2 separate regions of the Homo sapiens genome follow, and region 2 is linked to region 1. Evidence: chromatin loops called from intact Hi-C (ENCODE). Cell type or tissue: endothelial cell of umbilical vein. All regions are shown on one strand. Links, peaks and the distances in the headings refer to the core of each region. The heading gives the core; the rest is flanking DNA. Region 1 overlaps TIAM2 (TIAM Rac1 associated GEF 2). Region 2 overlaps TFB1M (transcription factor B1, mitochondrial).

Evidence for each region. Hi-C counts contacts between places; a loop is a spot of excess contacts. Peaks named below come from ENCODE experiments on the same cell type or tissue, not always from the same donor. Only the 100,000 strongest peaks of a DNase experiment are listed, where the experiment ranks them.
Region 2: it touches region 1 in a loop (6-fold over the local background); 13 of 110 quality-filtered maps call a loop at or near these places.

The regions. Positions count from the first base shown.
Region 1 is chr6:155,184,173-155,195,492 of GRCh38, reverse strand. The region is part of intron 14 of TIAM2 (TIAM Rac1 associated GEF 2); the gene reads right to left. Among named protein-coding and RNA genes, the nearest start is that of CLDN20, 74 kb to the left of the region's middle. RefSeq lists enhancers at 7,535-8,038, 8,521-9,326, 9,327-10,134. In endothelial cell of umbilical vein, for the core only: no CTCF peak of the experiment used is centred there; DNase peaks (open chromatin) are centred at 4,602, 6,252 and 6,892; H3K27ac peaks cover 3,779 bases.
Region 2 is chr6:155,268,029-155,279,348 of GRCh38, reverse strand. All of the region lies in intron 5 of TFB1M (transcription factor B1, mitochondrial), which reads left to right. It overlaps CLDN20 (claudin 20), which reads right to left. Exons shown (of 2, transcript NM_001001346.3): 2 at 2,801-3,733. The coding sequence starts at 3,629. The coding sequence ends at 2,970. Among named protein-coding and RNA genes, the nearest start is that of CLDN20, 9.7 kb to the right of the region's middle. In endothelial cell of umbilical vein, for the core only: no CTCF peak of the experiment used is centred there; a DNase peak (open chromatin) is centred at 5,728; H3K27ac peaks cover 3,281 bases.

The DNA of each region.
Region 1 (11,320 bases), core at 1,550-9,549:
ATCAATGCCTGACACAACAGGCAGTAACTAAATACTTGATAAACCAGAGAAAAGTAAAATGAGAGAAAAATATTTTTCTCCAGAGATCACTGGTTTCTCAGCTTGGCCTCAGTGTGATCTTCACAGGCGATGGGTACCTACCATGGGGTAAAAAAATGCAAATCTCATGTCATGGACCTAATTTATGTGCCTGAATTCAGGATTAAGTATAGAAGTTCATTTTCCACCTTGAAGGCAAAAACTTCTCAAATTATTTGCACCCGGATTCAATCTCAAGCTATAAACAAAGCCACAGCTCCCTTCTTAGTTACAAGTTTTATTTTGCACACCTTAAGCCTTAGAATCTTGTTGAAAAATAAAGTTAATGTTTGTATTAATCCATTCTCACACTGCTAATAAAGACATACCTGAGACTGGGTAATAGATAAAATAAAGAGGTTTCATTGACTCACAGTTCCGCAGGGCTGCGGAGGCCTCAGGAAACTTACAATCATGGTGGAAGGGGACGCAAACATGTCTTTCTTCACATGGTGGCAGCAAGAAGAATCAGTGCCCAGCAAAGGGGGAAGCCCCTTATAAAATGATCAGATCTAATGAGAACTCACTATCATGAGAACAGCATGGGGGAAACCGCCCCCATAATTCAATTACCTCTACCTGGTCCCTCCCATGACACATGGAGATTAAGGGAACTACAAGATGAGATTTGGGTGGGGACACAGCCAAATCATGTCAATGTTGAAATGTTTAAAGCGGAAGACCTGGGGTTTTCTTCTTTCTCATATTCTGAGTCTTGTTGTTCCTATATCCTCTACTCATTTGTTCAAATGTTCAAGCAAATATTTGTTGAATGACTCTACTTATGTGCCCAGTGATTTATTGGTGACAAATACAAGACAGAGTCCCTGTAAAGGAGGAGGACAGAGTATCTCCTCCTACCTATGTGCTCTGAGGGAGGGAAGGGCAGGGACTGCCTGCCATGCTGTGCCACCCACCTCTCAGCCCATTGGTGCCTGGCCACCCTTGGTCATCTCTTAGAGGACTAGCAGCAGCTGCAATGCCCTTCCCTGGCTGGCACCGGGGCTGCCTGTCTTTCTAACCTACAAATCTGACCCACCATACCCTGATCATCTTTTCCCTGTGGATCTTTACATCCAGGCTGCTCGCAGCTCCGTGGACCCTTTGTCACCTGGCCCTGCTCACCTGTCTCACCCTACCTTCTCCTCTTCCCCATTTGCACCTGAGTCTCCAACCATCTGAGTTACTCACACACCTCCCCACAGCTAGACAGCCCCGGCCTCCTCCCGGCTTCTCTGCGCCTGGAACGCTCTATGCCCCCTCATCTACCTTCTCATTCCCTAGGGGTTAACAAAGGTGAGACCCTCCCTGGAGAGTGGCCCTGATCAACCTGGAACATGAGTTTTCTGCTCCTCTGTGTTGCTGCTCCATATGTATCGGAACAGCCCTTCTCCAGGTGTGGTCTGTAGACTCCTGGGGTCACCAAGACCCTTCCAGGGAGTCCACAAGTTGAAAATTATTTTCAGAAAAATGTCAAATGTCAAATGTCATTTGCCTTTTGCTCTCTGAGGACATGTGCACTGATGGTGCAAAGCATCTGCTGCTGTCTCAGCACAAATAAGGCAGGAACACCAAACTGTGCTCAGCACCATTGCGCTCTTCATTGCCACACTCTTACATTTAAAAATGCGCCAGTTTCACTTAAGAATGTCCTCAATGGAGCAGCAAAAATTGGTAATTTTCCTAAACCTCCACCCTTGGAACATGTTCAGGAAGCACACATACAACTCGTCAGCTGCATACCCAAGCACAATCGTAGCATTGAGGAAAAACATATGTACAACTGTGTTGGGAGCGGAACTAACTGTCTTTTTTCAAGAACCACAATTTTTACTTGGAAAATAAAGGTGAGAAAAAAACATTTTCTTTAAAATGAACAAAATGAGCCTGACGGTATTGGTAGATATAATTCAAACTGTCCAACAAAAATCAGAATTTTGGAAAATTTGTATCTGCCACCGTGAGCTTCCCAATACTTTTCCAATGAGATCTGAGTGTGACATTTTTTTTTGAGACAAGGTCTCGCTCTGTCCCCCAGGCTGAGTGCGGTGGCACAATCCACAGCTCACTGAAGCCTCAACCTCCCAGACTCAAGCAATCCTCCCACCTCAGCCTCCTAAGTAGCTTGGACTACAGGCACAAGCCACCATGCCCAGCTAATTTTTTATTTTTTGTAGAGATAGGATCTCACTACATTGCCCAGGCTGGTCTCAATCTCCTGGCCTCAAGCCATCCTCCCACCTCGGCCTCCCAAAATCCTGGGATTACAGGTGTGAGCCACCGTGACTGGCCTGAAAGTAATTTTTAATACTGTGAAATGAAATGTCCACATTTGGAAGATCTACATAACTTAGTGATTCCATATTTCCAAATAAACAATGCATGTTATGAAATCACGCATGAGTAAAAGATCTATTCCAAGTACAAGATAGGCCAATGAATTTTAATGCTACCAAATAAGAAAAGTCCACCAATAATGCCTCAGGTTCCGCATTGCAACCAACCTTGAAGAAATGGCCACTTGCTGAGTTTGGGAACACATGAAAGAATATCCACAGTTGTCTGAAAGGAGTATCAAAATACTCCTCCCTTTTCCAACTACATGTACCTGTATAAGAATGAATTTTCTTTAAATAACTTCCACCAAAGCAATACACTGCAACAGACTGAATGTAGATGCTGATATGAGAATCTAGTTTTCTTCTATTAAGATGCACATTAAAGAAATTTGCAAAAATGTAAAATAAGGCTACTCACTAAGTTTTTTTTTTTTTTGGTTTGAGGAGACATTTCATTAAAAGAATGTTTATTGTGTTTACATAAAAATGGATCCACTATTGTTATGTTAAACAAACATTTTGGACATTGCTCAGTTTACATTTCTAATACAGTCAATATCAATAGATATAGATGTGGCCCGCATAACTAAAGCTCTTTAGGGCCCTCAATAATTTTTAACAGTAAAGCGTCCAGAAAGAGACCGACAAGTCCAAGAACTGTAAAACTAGAGTAATGACAATAGTGGATTATGACTGCTGTCTGTACACACGTCTGCCTCCAGACCATGGCACCCCGAATACCAGAACTGTGTTGTTTTTTTTTCATGTTTGTATTTCTGCCATCAAACATGGTGCTTGACATGTAAACTCAGTTTATTACCTTACAGTTCTGAAAATCAGAAGATTAAGGCCACAGGGCTGTGTTCTATCTGGAGGCTGTAAGGGAGGACTCTTTCCATCCCTTTTCCAAATTCTAGAGGCTGCCTGCATTCCTTGGCTCGTGGCTGTCAACTCTCTCCCTCCCTCATCACATTTACTTCTCTGATTCTGACCCTCCTCCCTCCAGTAAAGACCCCTGTGACTACACTGGGCCCCCCACATAATCCATGAAAATCCATCCCCCATCTCAAGATAGTTAACTTAATCATATCTTCAAAGTCTTTTGAAATTTAAAATCCCTTTTGCCATATTCACAGGTTCTGGGGATTCGAATGTGGACATGTTTGGGGTGGGCCATTATTCTCTCCACCATAGCCATGTACTAAGACAATGGAGTAAAAACAAGGCAGAAAAATACCCCATTATTTTCCCCAATTTTTTTTTTTTGTTGTTGTTTTTTATGAGACAGAGTCTCACTCTGTCATCCAGGCTGGAATGCAGTGGCGCAATCTTGGCTCACTACAACCTCCACCTCCTGGGTTCAAGCGATTCTCCTGCCTCAGCCTCCCGAGTGATAGCTTGAACTACAGGTGTGCGCCACAACGCCTGGCTAATTTTTGTATTTTTAGTAAAGACAGGGTTTCACCATGTTGCACAGGCTGGTCTTGAACTGCTGAGCTCAAATGATTGGCCTGCCTCAGCCTCCCAAAGTCCTGGGATTACAGGCATGAGCCACCGCGCCCAGCCAATTTTCCCCAATATTTAGAATTCTCCAGGCCAGGATGAGAAAGACACTAAGAACAATGATGACCTCTGGAAGAGACACTGCATGGCTAAGAACAGGGTAGGAGGAATGTATCTGCGTATTCAACACACACTTACATGGCATTTACTACGTGCCAGGCAGTATCTGGTGCTTTCCAAATACTAGTCCGTTGCTCCTACAAAAATCCTAGACCATTTTACACTTGGAAAAACTGAGCTTTCAGGTTAAGTGACTTGTCCAAGGTCACACAGCTAGTGAGTAGGAGAGGCTGGAGCCAGGACCTGAACCAGGTCATCAGATGGTGTCCATGCTCTTCACCACTGCCCGATGTAGCTTAGGGGGACTTAGCTGTCACCGTTTACCCTTCTACACTGCTGGCATTTTGTACCATGCGCATGTATTACCAATCTGAAAAAGCGAAGATAGTGTCACAATACAGTTATCTCTAAACACGAGAGCTAAAAAGAAGATTTTCATACTTGGTCCTTCCCAATGATCTCACTTCCTTCATAGGCAGGAATAAAGTGAGAAATAGAATTCATTTTCAAGCCCCTTACAAAAGAAGGAGGAAAAAAATAGAAACACAAACAAGCACCATTTGGCAGCCAGTACTCATAACACCGACAGGAAAGTGAGATCTTTTTTTTTTTCCTTTTCCTTATGTAACAGGCTGTAAAGTTTCCTCTTCTCAGCAGCCAATAGTTTCATAGAACTACTGCTTCACAGAGAGCCGGCTCACTCTACCTTCATAGGAGACCTGCCTGGCATCCCAAACTCTCAAATGTCTATCAAAAGTGGCAGAGCCAACAGATATTTCACACAGTGTGCTTCAGAGAACTTCTGTAGATTTTTATCTGAAAGTTGTATTTATAGTTAATGTTCGGAGAGAAAAGCCAAGACTGATTTTTACTCAAAATGCTGGGAACGTTTATTTAACATCTCTCCTCCTGACCCTCATACTGCCTGGTCCTCTTTGCCATGGGGTGTCCCCTCCCCACCAGCCATCCCTGTCACAGGCCAGCAGGATGTTAATCCATCTACCTCACCCCTAAAGGGGACCGGTGAGGACCACACTTTAGTGGAGACGGCTTCCCAGTGCTGAGGAAGACTTAGGTTTTACAGAGAACATATAGGGGTTCCTTTATTCACTCTTTCCTCTAAAACATCTGAATATTTATTTTATAAGGGGCTTCTGATCATTCAACATGACAATACTTTAAGATCCAAAGGAATGAAGCTAGAGTGGTGGGATCAGAGAGGTGACAGGCAGGGGCAAGCTTTTCAAGTCACACACACACTCCAGTGGCCATCAAATGAGCAGACAAGTTCTCTATATTTTATAGAAGGCAGGGGGAAGTAGTAATACAATATTCATTAGTTAGTTAATTAGCTAGTTGGTTTTTCAGATACATGCAACGATACGTTATAAATTCCTGGAATTCAGGGTTTTCTACAATCTGGCCCCAATAGACTTTCCAACCTTTCTTCCCGTGACCTCTACATGCAGCCTCTGTCTTCCAGCTTGCTTGCTCTATGTGAAAGGCCCTTCCCTCCACCAAATCCCCCCACCACACACCTCCAGGTCCATGGCCTGTCCAACTGCAGCGCTGAGATCAAACACAAACCCTTCTAGAAACTGTCCTCTGATGCTGATGCTGAGAGCCCTGTGCCTTGCTTCTGGGTGCCTTTGCTCTTGTAAAACAGAAAAATTAGTGGAAATCCCACCTCTGACCTCTAATTCTCTTCATTGCAATTTTTTTTTTCTTTGGAGCCAGGATTTACAAGTGTTTTCCAATTCAACTATGAGCTTCTTGAGAGTATGAAATAATGTGTAATTCACCTTTATGTACCTTCGACATTTAACAAAAGGTTATCTGTTAAATACACAAGTGAATAAATAAATGACTGAGAATAAGAAAAAGAGAATCAAACAAAACTAAGTTTTATAAGGAAATTAGTATCCAGGATCTTAATTTTTTCCACCACTAAAAGAAAGCCACACGCTCACTTCCACACTGGTGGAAATGAAACCGATCTTCAGCACAGACAAAACAAACTCGTAATTCTGAGACCAAAGTTCTGTGTCCTGGTAAAACCAGTATTTCCCAATCAGATTGTTTTCTGATTTAAAAAAAAAAAAAGTACCACTCATCTTTAGGAACACTAATATGTTTTTACATCTGGAAATCTGGGGTATCAGCCAGCCAGACTCACTAATAGCAGTTTTACACACAAACAGAGCATTCTCTGAGCTAAATGCTGTTAGTCATCCTAAACAGGCTATGGAAGCCAAAATGCCCTCACTCTCATAAACAGGAAATAAGTGGGTTTGCCACATCAGAGCTGGCTCTATAATGCTTTTCCCTGGTGAGAAGCTATATAATGGACACATACATTCCCAAGAGCAATTCATTCCAAAGAGCAAATTTACATCGAAGTGGCTTCTGGTAGCTTGAGACTCAACGCTACTCACAGCGATTTAAAAAAAGAATGATTCAAAGGGGGCGTGGAGGCTAAAAAAAGAACCTCAGGCTGCAATTACCTTCATCATCTGGTAAGCCTGTGTTGGATTTACATCGTCTAAATGGAAGGAGGAACATAGGTCTTTTCTATTTTTGTCCCCTATTAAATACACCTCCAATCCTAACAAGGTAGGATTAATGGCTGTTTATAGATGGAGAATTCATTAATGCGACAAGTTCAGTGTTTACATAAAGACTTTATTCAGAAACTCTATGCCCAATGAGACTTTCTTAAAAGCTGCTGGAATGTTTCAAAAGATGGCAAACACTAGAAAAGGGATTTTCATACACAAATCACAAGTATGGCATTAACAGGATCCCAGTATAAACAGGTCTGGCCTGTCCAATCCCTTCAATGGTTGCCTTGTTGGCTCTGAAATAACACTGGCCTCTCTGGGGAATTCCAGTGGTAAAATTAATTCTCTCCATAAAAAGTTTTTACAGATGATATTTCCGCTCAAGTCAAATACAGCCTACGGACATTTCCTCTCTCCACTGTGAATAACTAGAACAGAAATTTAAGCCCTTCTAGGCAAAATCAAATGGTCACTCATTTTGTAGGCAACAGAGGAACTTCATACTGAACCCTCAACGATTCTCCATATATTCCTGTCTCTTCCGCTCCTCACAGAGCATCACAGGCATAGTGGAGTGAAGCTGGTGAATGCTGGAAGTTCTTTGCTTCCCAGTGTAAGCGATTTGCCAAATGGAACATGGTGTCTTCCAAGCACGGGCCCAGCAATAAACGAGGTGAGCTAAGAGTCGACTGCCTGCATTCTGAGCGCACGAGGAAAGACAATGGTGGAGGTTTGGGACACACAATTCCTAAGAACACACATGCGCAACAGAGATCATGTGCCGGGAACTTTGCACACATTATCTCATTCCATCCTCAAAACCTCGGCATAGAAGGCCTCAGGAAACAGTAAGTCCTACTGCCTCAGTTCAGGCCACCTCTTGTAGACTAATGGCCAAGGGGCAGCGGGAGTGCTCACGCCAGCCCTGGGGCTGCTCTCCAGCCAATGCAGGCTAGAGAGGCTGGCTCTCCAAGGCTGCTTTCCACACCTGCGCAAGTTAAAAATGGGGCTTGCGGCCGAGCACAGTGACTCACACGTGTAATCCCAGCACTTTGGGAGGTCGAGGCGGGCAGATCACCCGAGGTTGGGAGTTCGAGACCAGCCTGACCAACATGGAGAAACCTTGTCTCTACTAAAAAAACAAAATTAGCCAGGCGTGGTGGTGCATGCCTGTAATCCCAGCTACTCGGGAGGCTGAGGCAGGAGAATCCCTTGAACCAGGAGGTGGAGGTTGCGGTGAGCCAAGATTGCACCATTGCACTCCAGCCTGGGCAACAAGAGCAAAACTTCATCTCAAAAAAAAAAAAAAAAAAAAAAAGGGGGCGGGGTGGGGGAGGGGGGGTTGCACTGCCCCAAGCCTCTTGCAGGAGGTGCACCCACAGCAAAACCCTGGAATCTGCATTTTCATTAAGCTCAGCAGGTGAGTCTTGGGCACTAGGAAGTTTGAGACCCATTTTCCTAAACATTATTAGTATCAATGAATGTCAAATACTGCAAGGATGCTTCTTTTCTAGAAAAGCAGAACCTTAATAGCAACCCACAAGCAACCCCCTAGCTTCCTGGGACCTGCCACTGTGACTAACACTTCTTTCAGTAAAAGATTCATTAGATATAGAGATATAGACAGAGACAGATTTTTTTTCCCACTTGAAACTGATCAAGAGACAAAAGTTAAGCAACGTAAACTTCAGGATATGACTGAAAGCCCTGAACTCTGTGTAGCTTGTTCCCAGGGTCCCCCACACATTTTAAGTGCTCGACAGGGGGCTATAAATATTCTGCTTGGAAGGGCAACATAAGCCCAAACAAGTGCTTAAGGCTTTCCTTTTCATCTACTTTCTGATATTCTTATAATTTCTATTTTAAAAAAACAGGTCTTCTTTCCCAGAGAGCCAGCCATTTGGTTTTTATAGCAAGCAAAGGATTGGCTTCTCTGGAAAAGCAAACAGAACTTTCCTTCTTTTCAAGTACATGGTTGCCTTCTAGCAATGCCAAGGGAAAGTGAAATTTAGGGAAAGGCAGGCTCTCAAATGGCCGGCCACTGCTAAGTTATAATTCAAAGTTGTATTAAAAACTGTTTTTCAAAGTCATTTAAATTTTTGATTTCCGTAAATTTTAACTTTTTTAGTTAAAAAATGGGATTACTGTTTTCTAATTCATTGCAAAAGTAAATCAAGGTAATTTTTAATAAAACAGGAAGCTGCAAAAGCGAGGGAGGAGGAGGAGAAGCACGTTTTCAGAATTCCTGCCAAGTGAAACGCTGGGCTGAACATGCCACAGACAGGAACTCCCCCAAACTCACAGGGACCACAGGGGCAGGGGAGAAACATTATCCTCTGGATGAGAAAAGTGAGGCTCAGCATCTTCATTCGGGCTCCCCTAAAAGCAGAGTCTGAGTCAAGGACTTGAGTACAGAAGTTTATTTGGAAGGTGACCCCGAGATTCCCAAAGGAAGGGGTAGGGACAGTGAGGCAAGAAGGGCAGGAAGCCCATGGGAGGTGTGAAAGCGAGGCTGCTGTGTACAGCTGGGGCTCATTCCAGGGCCCATCTGCAGAGCTGTGTAGACTGCACCTCAGAACCGTTTCCACCAGGGTAAAGAGGCTGGGGTAGCATCCACCAAAGCCCAGAACTCCCTGGGTGAGTCAAAAAACCAGTATAGGGCAGCCCAGGACCTGAACCCACGTCTGACTCAAAACCTGTATGCTTGTCACCCTGCCATCTCTCAGAGTTTCCACAAACACAGGCTTCTCTTGTCATTCAGATGTTGCATATGAATGAGAGACCTGGTCTTTTTTCACTTTTATCTTTTAATCCACCCACCTACCCTTATTTTCTTTTCCCCTCAACCTTCAAAATGGAAGACTTCCTTCTGAGATGTTTGCCCAAAGGCATGTAACTTCCTTCACAAGCAACGCAACTACCTCGAAAAGAAAAAGAAAAGCCTCTGTTTGTGGTGTCTGGGGAAGGAGTCTGCTGGGGCTGTTTTTTCCAGCACAGGCGACATCACTATGGAACAGCCACCTGGAGCTTAGGAGAGGGGAGGAATGGTAAAGCTCAGGGCAGAGGTGGGCGGGGCGCTGCCTGGGAGACTGTCACACCCACAGAGCACAGTCTTGCCAGGACACCAGGAAAGGGTTAGTGGCTCCCACTAGGCTGGTAGTGGAAGAACCTGCAAGATTCCATCAGGAGGACGTGATGTGGACAAGCACCGTGCCTGCCTGGCTAACTAAGCTCTCTGTCCACACAGACATTGGTTGTAAAGGATTAGACAGTCCGAATGGCTGCCTAAGATGAGTAATAGAATAGCTATTTAACAGATCCAGGACTGCCTCTTTATTCTGTTTCCTTGCCAATAAATAAATAAATAAATAAATAAATAAATAAATAAATAAATAAATAAAAGTGGCTTAACTCACCTGCTTGATCCTTACTATTTAAAAAAAAATTTAAAAAGAAAAGAAAAACAGCCGGGCGCGGTTGCTTACACCTGTAATCCCAGCACTTTGGGAGGCTGAGGAGGGTGGATCGCTTGAGGTCAGGAGTTCAAGACCAGCCTGGCCAACATGGTGAAACCCCATCTCTATTAAAAACGCAGAAATTAGCCAGGCGTGGTGGCATGTTCCTGTAGTCCCAGCTACTTCAGAGGCTGAGGCAAGGGAATCACTAGAAACCGGGAGGTGGAGGTTGCACTAAGCCAAGATTGCGCCACTGCACTCCAGCCTGGGTGACAGAGCAAGACTGTCTCAAAAAAAAAAAAAAAAAAAAAAAGGTAAATTTGCCCCTTTCTCTACTTTCTACAGGAATTCATTCCCGCAAGTACCAAAAGTATTATAGCCTCTGTGGTAATTTCTTATTATGATAAAATACATAGAGACATAACACAGGTAGTGAATGTATCCCTCAAGAGTAATGAATCCAACAAATGGACACATGTATGTATTATATGGAATACTCAGGCCCATAACAGCAGCCCAGGGTAGCTGAATGATGGCCCTAATATACCCAAGTAATTAATAAGTTCCATCATAATTTTTGTTTTATGACATTCACTTTTATATGCCAATAGTCCATTTAATGGCATTTTAAATTAGAGGAAAGCCCCAAGAGAGGAGGAGAAAGCACGAGATACCTTATTGAATCGCAAATCTTACCATCTGATTTTTTAATTCCAAAAATGACCTAATAAACTTCCTTTATAATTAAATCAATCCTAACAACTTCTCTTTGGTGTTTTTTCATTCATTTTTGGTAATCATGCAGAGATTTCAATTGGAAATCCATTATTATCGTAATTAAGTATAAAAATTGCTCTGTGTTCTCCCAGGAAAAAGACCCCACACTTGGTCTCCTGTGGAGCTTGACCCGGGCTCTCCAGAGGTATAAAGCGAAACTACTGGTTTTCAGTACTAGCCGAGCCCCTAATTTACTTGACTGCAGTACATGAAATACACATGAATGATCAACTCAAAACTTCAGACCTTCAAATGATTTCCTCATATGGAAGTCTTACCGTGAGAAAACTAAACTGGCACACAGTTTTTCATTTTTAGGCCTTCACAAAGTTTTAAAATTCATGACCTACATTAAAAGTTTGCTGTTTACTGGCCAGGCACGGTGGCTCATGCCTGTAATCCCAGCACTCTGGGAGACCGAGGCGGGTAGATCACCTGAGGTCAGGAGTTTGAGACCAGTCTGGGCAACATGCTGAAACCCCACCTC
Region 2 (11,320 bases), core at 2,085-10,084, 83 kb before region 1:
TCCCAAACCCATCCCAATTTTGTACCCAATTCTTCTGACTTAATTTAAGTCTATCATTTTTGTCAGAATTACTAGATGAATTCTTCAGTCATATGTATAGATATACACGTGCTCCACAGGTTAAAAAAAAAAAAAGTATGATATTTTTGGTCTTTTGGGTTTTGTTTTGGTAACTTTTTATCAAAGAAGAATGAATAAGTATATTCGATAAATTAGACTATGATTTCTCAAACTCAGAACTGTTGACATTTGGGGCCAGATAATTCTTTGTTGCCAGAGTCTGTCCTGTGCATTGTAAGATACATAAAGGCATCCCTGGCCTCTTCCTACTAGATTCCAGTAGCACTACCTCAGTTAAGATAACCAAAAAAGTGTCCCAGCATTGCCGAATGTCCCCTGCAGGCTAAACTCACCCCAGGGAGAGCCACTGGATTAGACTAAGAACCATTGAGTAACACTAGTCATATGCTTTCTGTGCACCAACTGCTTTCTGTGTATCATCTCATTTAATCCCCACGAGAACTCTGAGGGTAGATGCCATTCTTAAGCAAACCAAGACCTTAGTTAAGTAATGCATGCTGTGTAACCATGCACCCACACCAGGGCTTGCACCCGGGTAGTTTGACTCCAGAACCTGGTTCCCTCAGGTTGGAACCATCTCCCCACTTACTAGCTGTGTGAACTTGGGCAAGTTAGGGAACTTATGTCACCTCTGTCGCCCTCAGTGTCCTGTAAGATCCTGAGAATAGTGCCTACCTGGTAGAGTTGTTAGGTTTAAGCCAGGACTGGCATGTGTTAGGTTTTAGACCAGGACTGGCATGTGTTAGGAAGCACTTGCCATGACATGTCACTGAGAATGCAGAGCTAAAAATGACACCACACCTCCCAGTCTAGTTGGAGATGCAATCATGTAAACTCATAATTTCATGACTTCTTAAATAGAGCGTTTTTACACAGTACACATTACTTAAGTCTTGGTGTGCTCATGTGAGCTATTGTGAGGATTAAATGAGAGCATTTATTAAATTCATAGTTTGTTAAATAGAGCATTTTCTGCGAGTGCAGATGCGGGCTTGAACTTCTAGGCTGTCAGGATTGAGTTTACAGGAGAGGTCCGTGTGAATCCTGAAGGGTGAGCAGGAGCTTTGGTAGTGAGGGAGTGAGGCTGGGAGGAGTGCAGGTGGAGGAATGAACACAGCGGGATAGGAATTCCTGTAGGAATAGAGAGACTCCACATCATTTATTGCAGGATTGCCACTTCCAAACAATACACTGGGCCATTATTTCATATAAAATGGCTGGTTTTCTGAGAGTTTGAAACATTCGTGTTTCTACTTAGGAAGAAAATACTCCAGAGCTAAATAAAAATTATTTTTGAAGTATATATAGAATGATATAGCAGATATAAAGATAACTTTTACTGTAGGACTAAAGGCTACATAGACTATGTAAACCCAGCCACATTCAGCAAAGTGAGAGAAGAACTATTAATGGGATCAAAGCAGTTCTAGCACATTAATTTGCATGAAATCATTCTTTGCATCAGAATTCTTTTTAGTATGACACTTGTGTATAAAATAACATTTTGACCACTCAAAAGGAATACATACTTTAAACAATCATTTAACCTTCTACAAAATGATCCCCTTCCTAATTCCCGTTTGTGATAATACCTTTTCGTTTTAGCTATTCCAGTAATAGCTAATGACATTGTTGCAGAAGAGAATGTCTACCCAGTAAAATAGGTATAGGATATGTTAGTCTATTTCTGTATGCACAAATGAAAGTTATTTACTTACGTAAAATATATTCTTCCCACTTCCTGAGTTATTAATGTACAAAGAAATAATCTTTTTTCCCCTTTACCATTGAATCATTGACAATGACTAAGCTTCAATTAACAAATAAATTGTTAGAAACAATAGTGGGCAGTGTTTCCTAGATTTTTATTTACTTGCTAAAATATTTGAATCACATATCATAATTTATATTTTAAAAGCATTCTTTAAAATATATTTTGACATTCATTAATTGAAACAGCTTATTTGTAAGAATGTTTTTGTTAACATGAATGAAATTTGAGAGAAAAAGTGACAAAGGTAACTTTTATCATCCAAATATGAATAAATGAGAGAGGAAGTGGGATGGTAGTAAATCCAGAATGTGATAGGATAAATGAACTTAATCTGTGGAGAATCCTCTTGCTAGAAGCAGAAGAAGGGAGTTCTTAAACATTTTAAAACAAACTTTTGTTCTTATCACTTAGCTTGTACTTAATGCTTTAAGAGTCCTAGAGATTTTAGTTTGGTTTGGCTTTCTTTACTGTGGTAGCATTTACCAATTTCTTCAGTTCTGCCTAATCTTAGTTTGCATATAATATTGTCAGCTCTTACAAATATATGTAGATAGTTTTCTAAAATGAAAAAGAAATGGGCTGGTCACAGGAGGTGGGGACTTGGGATGGATGGTTTTAGCAGCATCTGAATGGAGTAGGCAGCTCTTGTATTCCTAATGTACTTTCACACACTGTAGCTTTAAAACAGAAGCAAGTTGCTGTGTTGTTGCCAACCAGATAGCAAAGTGGATAATATTCTTGGTTAACACCAGGGCAAGGTACTTTTTATACTTGGCAGTTTAGTTCTTTTATAAAATCCAGTTTGAAAGGTGTATCAGCAAATTATCTTGAAAAAGCTATCAAATAATTGCCTTATGAATGTAATCAGAACCTCTTTCAATTATAAATCTTTAAGTAAAACATGGAAACAATAATGGAAAAAATAAAGAACTCTTCAGACAGATGTAATTGTATATGATAGTTTTATTGGCATTTTAAACTACTTTGTAGTTGTTAAAGTATTTTACATTCTACTTTCTTTGTAGGGAAAGTTAAGCATAATTCTGATTTTTTTTTAATCTAAAAGTCCCATTTGGCACCCAAAAGTTCCATTTCATATGCATTACTCAGTTATTTACACATAATCCTTCAGATTGTGTGTGGAATTGTTCTCGAGCTGTGTGTTAGAGATAGGCTGCTGTGTGGGTGGGTCGAGTCTAGCTTCTGGATTCCTTTTTATACAGGAGGTGCAGAAAATCATGCCAGAGATAAACAACAGCATTGCAGAAATGAATCCGATATAGATAGCTCCTCCAGGTTCATGTTTGTTGCTTTCTGGAACTGTCAGATCCAGAAAGTTTGCTATGATCTCCTTTGTGTACCACACTGTCGAGATTAAACTAGAGATTCCTGCAGACATGAAACAGACTCCTCCAGCAAAGGAAGCATGGCTCTTGGTTTCTCTGTCCCCTCCTAAGCGAGTACATTTCATTCCTACTGTGGAAGTGCAGATCCCCAAAGCAGACAGAACACACGCCAGGACCATGGTGGCTCTCGCAGCCTGCACGTGGATGGGGAGGGACAGAATGGAGTGTTTCAGGGCACAGCTGAACATCCCAGTGCTGTACCACGTACAGTCCATCCAGAGCCCGTGCAGCTGTACAATGGCTGTTATGATGTTGGAGTCCACATCCACATTCACCTTCCAGTTGGGCAGCAGAGTGGCTGTGAGCACTCCAGAGACCCCAGATAAGGCCAGGATGAAAGCAAGGAGCTGGAGTCCTGCTGAGGCCATGATGTTACTGTTAAGTCTGTCCTCTTAGAAAATCCTGATGTTTAACAATGATGGCTGTCAGAATTCTATCTATTTCTGTGCAGTAGAGAACCAAATAACAAAGCCTAAGGAAAAAAGGCAAAACCAGGATTGAGCGAAAGAAAGTAAGTAAACAAAAGGCTTCCCTTTAGAGTAGGAGCCAAGAACACATCTGAGTATCCCCCTTCTCCAGCCCCCAAGCAGATGAGGATGCTGTAGGCTGGAGGAGAAAAGCTCCCACCAGGCCTTGAAGACTGGTCTGAGTGATATGCATGGGTGGTGTTGATACAGGGCATAAAGAAAGCAGTTGCCCACTTAATTCTTTTTAAAACTCAACATATGCTGAAACTGTAGCGTGGACATGTACGTTGTTAGGAGATTTAGACATTTGAAATTCCAGCTATAGTATCTGATAAAGAATTTTAATAGCATTATAGGTTTTTCAAATGATTTTATTTTTTATTTTTATTTTTTTTGAGATGGAGTCTCACTCTGTCACCCAGGCTGGAGTGCAGTGGAGCGATCTTGGCTCACTGCAAGCTCCACCTCCTGGGTTCACACCATTCTCCTGCCTCAGCCTCCCGAGTAGCTGGGACTACAGGCGCCCGCCACCATGCCCGGCTAATTTTTTTTTTTTTTGTATTTTTAGTAGAGATGGGGTTTCACCCTGTTAGCCAGGATGGTCTCGATCTCCTGACCTCGTGATCCGCCCACCTCGGCCTCCCGAAGTGCTGGGATTACAGGCGTGAGCCACCACGCCTCGCCCAAATGATTTTATTTTTAATGAAAATACTCAATACATAATAAGGAAGAAAATAAATTAAGGCCACCTTTTAAAGATGGTTTATAAATACATTTTAGAAAAGTATTTAGGAAGTGGCTTTCATAAACAGATCTTTATGACACACCCACAGTGCCAGGCACATAGCCCAAGTGAACCATTTGAGGAGGAAGGACAGCAGTGGAAAGAAGTCTGAGTCACTGGCATGGTTATCCCTAAGTTCTAGTTAATACCTGTTTGCAAAATCCTGACTGAGGTTAGTACTTGTTTTACTTCAGGTGCCTGGTACTCAAAACAATTAAGCCACTGTTTTTTGTATATAAGAACATGAGGTCCTTTCTAATTGGGACCAGAATCATTTCCTGGCCCAAATGAAGCCGGCTATTCTGAACAATTCAGAAGTAGTGATGGCAGATCTCAAAAATACATACCAGAAATAACCACATCATTAGTTGTATGTGAAAGGATACCAGAAATAAATTAACCCTTTATTTTCTTTGTTTATTTTTAAGAGGAAGGAAAAGACCACCTACTTTGTGGCTTGGCTGTGTTTTAAGAAACAAAAAGGCTTTCGATTCCATCTTTCTATTCCTGTTCCCCTATCTAGCCCATCTGGCACTGCTTACTGCCTTATTTGAGAAAAATGTAATGGTTTCTGAAATACTGCAGTACTGACTTTCTTTGTCATTCTGAGTTAATTTTGAATGGTATGCTAAAGTGGCTCTGTCGTGATTCATATGTATTTTACAAAAGGTGATACAGGCTCTTGAGTCAAAGACACTTGGGCCAGTTCTTAGCTTTATACCTCTCTGTGCCTCAGTATCCTCTTCTGGAAAATGGGGAGGATTGAAATACTTCGTTCATAGGGTTAAATAAGTTAATACATTTTAAGGGCTTAGACCAATATTTAAGCCACAGAAAGTCCTCAGTAATTTAAAATTGACATCATTATTAGTATTTTTATTTCTTATGTATTGTGACAATTGATGTTTAAAATTATTTGGATCTTTTCCCTTTTTCTCTTCCTTCCTTGGGCTGATTTATTTTCATAGAATCTTGGAGCTGAAAGAAACCTCAGACAGACAATCTCAAGCATCCTTGTTTTTTCAGATCAGAATGTTCAGATAGGATATCACCCCATGTCATACAGTCTTCAGCAGCCAACCTGCAGCGTCCAGATCTCTCTCCACCCCTCCTACCTCACAGGGTCATCCCGCATCCTTTCCCCTTTTACCACAACACTTCCTGCTGAAATTCTTTCTCCCCCTGTGTGTTTCCCTTGGGAACCAGGGAAAACACTGTATCTGGAGGCAAAAAGCACCATTAACTGTCTACTTCACCCACTCCCCTCCCCACCAAGGAAAAAAAGGACTGTAGAGGATGTTAATAGGCCACATGGCTCAGCTTCAGATGACTCGGCAAGGAGATTGATGCCTGGCTTTGGTTAAATATTTGAAATAGTACTAATCCATTGCCTATATTTAAAGTATAAACTTTGCATAGCTACAAACATTGATTCTCTAAGACATTAGATCCTAGACTATCTGGATTGTGCTGTTCTGTTTTTGTTCATAATCTGAAAATGTAAATCTTACCATTTTAGAAAAGGATTTCCCTAGGATTTTAAGTTCTTAAGAGTCAGACTTATCTGTAGACATCAGTGTGCCTAGGATTCACCTGCTATCATACAGTTTCTTTTCTGTTTTCCAAACTTAGACCAAAATAGAACAAAAGTTAAAGTTTCTAGAAAAAAAATCAAGCACATGTTTACAGTTTTGTAATAGCTGCTTTCAAGTTTAGGTTTTAGCATTTCGGACTCCAGCCAGCTTGCTAAATTACTGCCTCTGGACCATTTTCAGCTTAGGGATTCTTCAAGTGTGGGGTTGCTGGAACATTTTCTAACAGCATCTGCTTGCTCACTTTTCTCTCTCCCTCTCTCTTTCTTTCTACTTTGACTGAATAACCTTTGTTGTCAATCTATGTTCAGCTTACCAATTATAATCCTTTTCTTCCCATTAACTGATATATTTTATAACTTTCAGTATATTTCAGACATGAAGACAGTTTGTTCATCATGATTAACAAGTACTGGCAGTGATCAATTACAGACAGCCAAAATCAGTGTAAACAATATGACGTGTCATTTAATTAGCATAGTGCTTGCTTACTGTTGAATATTGGATTCAAATGCTTTTTTTTCTGCATAGAGAACTTATGTAGAAAGAATTTGTTCTCCAAATGAAGGTCACTTTCTGCTCATACAAATATACTGGCATTTTAGCTGCATTGCGCTTTACCCTCCAGCCACGAGTATAATACCGTTTGTGGCCTGTTCTCTCAAAATTTCTATCTCGTAGAGAATAAAGGCACACTTTGTTCCAGCAGCTGTGGTGGTGGTGGTAGAGAAATACTGTGAAGGCAAGCAGAAGCAGAGGGGAGGGGTCGCATGTAAACACTTACATGGTCTACAGTGAAAACTCTCTCATGGTCCCAAAACACAGTGCACACAGAACAGAACCCAGGCACCTTCAGTTTATGAACTACTCGCCAACAGAAAGTCTGTTGTAGATTTCACTAAAATGTAAAGTCAGCTTTCCAGACAAGGTTTATTTATATCAAAAATAATATTTAAAAGCAGATTTACTGCTTATAATTCGAACTAAATAATACCGAAAGACCTATTCTTAGATCTCTAAGCATTAAGACAGGTTTTATTTACCATACCTTTTGTCAGTAGCCTTCACTGTCTTAACTCCTTCGGTCAGTTGTCTTCAAATTAACCTCAGTTAGTTATGGTGAAGAAAAACCATATACGTGAGGCTTATTTCAGAAATTCTGGATATGTTTATAAAGCTCCAATAAGTTAACTTGAAAAAAGCAAATAAAGGACAACGTAGAAATCTGAGAGGTAAAAACTGCTGATGGTGTTAGAAGATAAATACCAGGTTCTCCATCTCATTTTTTGAGATGTGGGAGAATTAAGAAAGGAGAGGCGGGGAAGGGAGGGAATTGTTGTTACAACAGGATTTGTTGAAACCTGAAAGCTAAAAATGCTTTTGTGTCACTGTGTACAGAGGAGGAATTATTTGGGTGCTCACAAAAAGGCCTTCTTTTCTTTTAATATAATGTTTTAGTCACATAGTTATAACTTATTTTTGAAATTTTCTCTATGTTGAAAGATATAATGTATTATTTTATGTCCTCAGTTCAAGAATGTGGTCTGAAATATTTTTAACAATGTCGTGCCTTGCAAATGAGAGTTGAGACTCCCTTTTTTCCCTGGTATTCTTGACTTGTCTGGAACCTGAATTCATAAAATTGTTAATTTTCAAAATAATCATTCAGAAGAAAGTTTTTTAACATATGTATTTTTTTCAATAAAAGAAAAAAGAAAACCCAGCAACAACTTTTGACTAGAATCTGATCACTAAACCTACAGGTATTTTTGTGTGTGTGGTGCCCTGAGTTTTCTTGTTATTGCTTCCACTTAGATTTGTGGAGTATAACTATAGAGATTCAGGAAATGTTATGAATAAATTACCCAAAATGATGTGATGAGACACATCAGATAAGACTGTGATCAGATACTGAGGTTGTAGCCCATGAATAATGGTACAGATGGATTTCACTGCCATCCTTTTGGGTTCTCATTTTTTTCTTCCTCAGTAAGTTTTATTCTACAAGCTATAAATTCATAGCCATTATACAGAAAGAAGATAATTTTATTATTGGATTTTTAAATTTAACAACTGTTAATAACCATGTTAGACTTTAATCATTTCTTTAAAAGTAGTAAATAAACAAACACATGTTTCGGTTATCTGGATTTTTTGTTTTGGTTTGTTTTAATCCTAAGTTTTGCATTGAGCAAGATACTCTTTTTCCTCTTTTCTAAGTCTAACATCTGTGGGTTTGCTTTTCAGCCATAGTATTGATTACATGTTAAGTCTTAGCTCTCTAAGTCGTTGTAAGCTTTATGTGTACTGGCTTTGTTCTTTGATTTTATTTCATGGGAAATACAAACAATTCAGTGCATAAATAAATACTGGAAGAAGTTGAGTTGAATTGCAGACACTAATAGTCGCAGCAGTGTCATTAGTGCTGCATCCGAAGACACCTCACCAGGGCCCTCCAGCGTCCTGGCTTGTTTCGCTGGTCGCCATGGTTGTTAGTGCAGACATAAGCTTTGTGAGGCTGACTGATGGCAGATGGAGGGACCCGGCTGCTCCCCACTCTAACCTCTAGCATAAGGAAGCTGGCTGGAGGATAAATGGGTTAAGCATGCTTTAATGTACATTTAATGTACATTTCTATTCTCAAAACATGTTGATTATTTTTTTGCCTTGATGAAAACAATAATCCTATAAAATATTAATTGCCTGCTTTAGAAGGAAAACTTCTGAACTGGAAGCAACTTTCGTTAGCTATAGACCTTTAATGAAGGCAGAATTTCTTATATAAAAAAGGAGCTAGGAAAGTAGAAGTGTAAATAGAAATATAGTTTATCAACATTACTATCCACTTCTGATGTGGACATTAAAGGGATATTAATCTTTTAAGTCCAGAGACTCTCCTAGGTAAGTCTTATGACCCCTCAGCTTAAATCTCTTGCCCAGCCCTCTCCCCTGAACTCCCAAGTTGTGTTTCTGTCTGCTGACTTGGCGTCACTGATGGATAGCTCAGACCTGTCATGGCACAAAACTGAATTCCTGACCATTCCCAAACTGTTCTCCCCACGGTCTTCCCAGGTTCATTAGTGGCAAATCCTTCCTTCCATTTGGCCGCCTGAGATCTTAAAAGTAATCCCTGATTCCATACCCAACATCCCTTGAGTCAACAAGTTGTTTTGTTTCTGACTTCAGACTAGAACAAGAACCTTCCACCTCTGAGCTCCTCTTCTGCTTCCACTGTAGCGCAAGACCTCTGAGGTAGAAGTTCAGCCCCACAGGGCAAGCACTTCTCTCTGTTTCGTTCATCACTGATTCTCCTGTGCCAGGATCAGTGCCTGGCACATAGTAGGGATACAATAAATATTTGCCCAATGAATGAATTCAGAAACTGACTTTAAGTATATAATGTTAAACTATAAATTGCACTTGAATGATTAAAAATACAATTTTATTTCTAAGCAGGACTAGAATTTTAAGTAATTTTGGAACTCTAGTTTGTCATCTTGCTAATAACATTATCTACCATTTATAACCTGCTTTCCATATGCCAGGTACTGTTTAAGGTGCTATAATACTTAATTCTCAAGACAAACCTAGCAGATAAGAAGAATTTTATAGACAAGAAAACTGGCCGGGCGTGGTGGCTCACACCTGTAATCCCAACACTTTGGGAGGCTGAGGCAGGCGGATCGCCTGAGGTCAGGAATTCAAGAGCAGCCTGGCCAACATGGTGAAACCTTGCCTCTACTAAAAATACAAAAATTAGCCAGGCGTAGTGGCACATGCCATTAGCCCCAGCTTCTCGGGAGGCTGAGGCAAGAGAATCGCTTGAACCCAGCAGACGGAAGTTGCATTGAGCCAAGATCGTGTCATAGCACTCCAGCCTGGGTGACAGAGCGAGACTCCATCTCAAAAAAAAAAAAAAAGAAAAGAAAAGAAAAGAAAACTAAGCTACAGAGAAGTAACTTTTGACTAAGGCCATAAAATGAGTAAATTGCAGGAATGGGGTTGAGTCCCAAAACAATGATTTTTGAAACCCTGACATACTACATAGCATTGCCCCACCTCTAATTAGAAAAGAGCATATTTGTAAGTCCTACCTCTCTTGGTAGTTTATAAGCTATGGAAACAAATTAACCCAGAAATCTCTGTAGCTTTACATATCAGCATTTACTTCTCAGTCCTGCAAAGTCCACTGTGGGTTGAGTGATTGCAGTCCATCTTTCTTCTTTAGAATGTTTTCATTTATCTTTTTTTTTTTTTTAATTTTTTAATTTTTTTTCTTTTTTCTTTTTTTTTTTTTTAATTGATCATTCTTGGGTGTTTCTCGCAGAGGGGGATTTGGCAGGGTCATAGGACAATAGTGGAGGGAAGGTCAGCAGATAAACAAGTGAACAAAGGTCTCTGGTTTTCCTAGGCAGAGGACCCTGCGGCCTTCCGCAGTGTTTGTGTCCCTGGGTACTTGAGATTAGGGAGTGGTGATGACTCTTAGCAAGCATGCTGCCTTCAAGCATCTGTTTAACAAAGCACATCTTGCACCGCCCTTAATCCACTTAACCCTGAGTGGACACAGCACATGTTTCAGAGAGCACCGGGTTGGGGGTAAGGTCACAGATCATGTTTTCATTTATCTTTAAGCAGAAATTACTTTAGCTTCCCTTAGTGTGTGGTGTTGCTTAGTGATGTTAATCTGGATGTTCAGGTAGGCTTTTATTGTCTTTCTGAAAGAATCAGTAATTTAACTGAGTATTTTGGAAATAACAATACCACACCTTTTCATAGAGCTTAACAGTTTATAAAGCATTGCACTCCATCTTCTCATCACTGGATCACAGTAACAGGCTTATGAGAGAGACCTCTACCCTAATCAAAGAAGCCTGGGGATCAGGGTTAAGGGGAAACACTTTGGTGGCTGACATTTTCTTCAAGAAGGAGTTTGAAGGCCACCACTAGAGGCAGTGTGAACCATCAGAGTGTTTTTTTGTGGTGGAATTTGTGGTTTAAGAGCACTTGGCTATGGTGTGGAGGATTTAAAGAGATCAGAATTGGAGACAGACAGACTCTGGGAGGCTGTGGTAATGGGAGCGATTAAATGGAAATAACTAGATGAGTAGAGATATTGCATAGGAAATGGATTCAAGATAAAGGGTGTTCATAAATTCTGGAAATATAATTAAATATATATAATGTAGTCAAGGGCATCTTCGGTCTGTAAAAAGAAC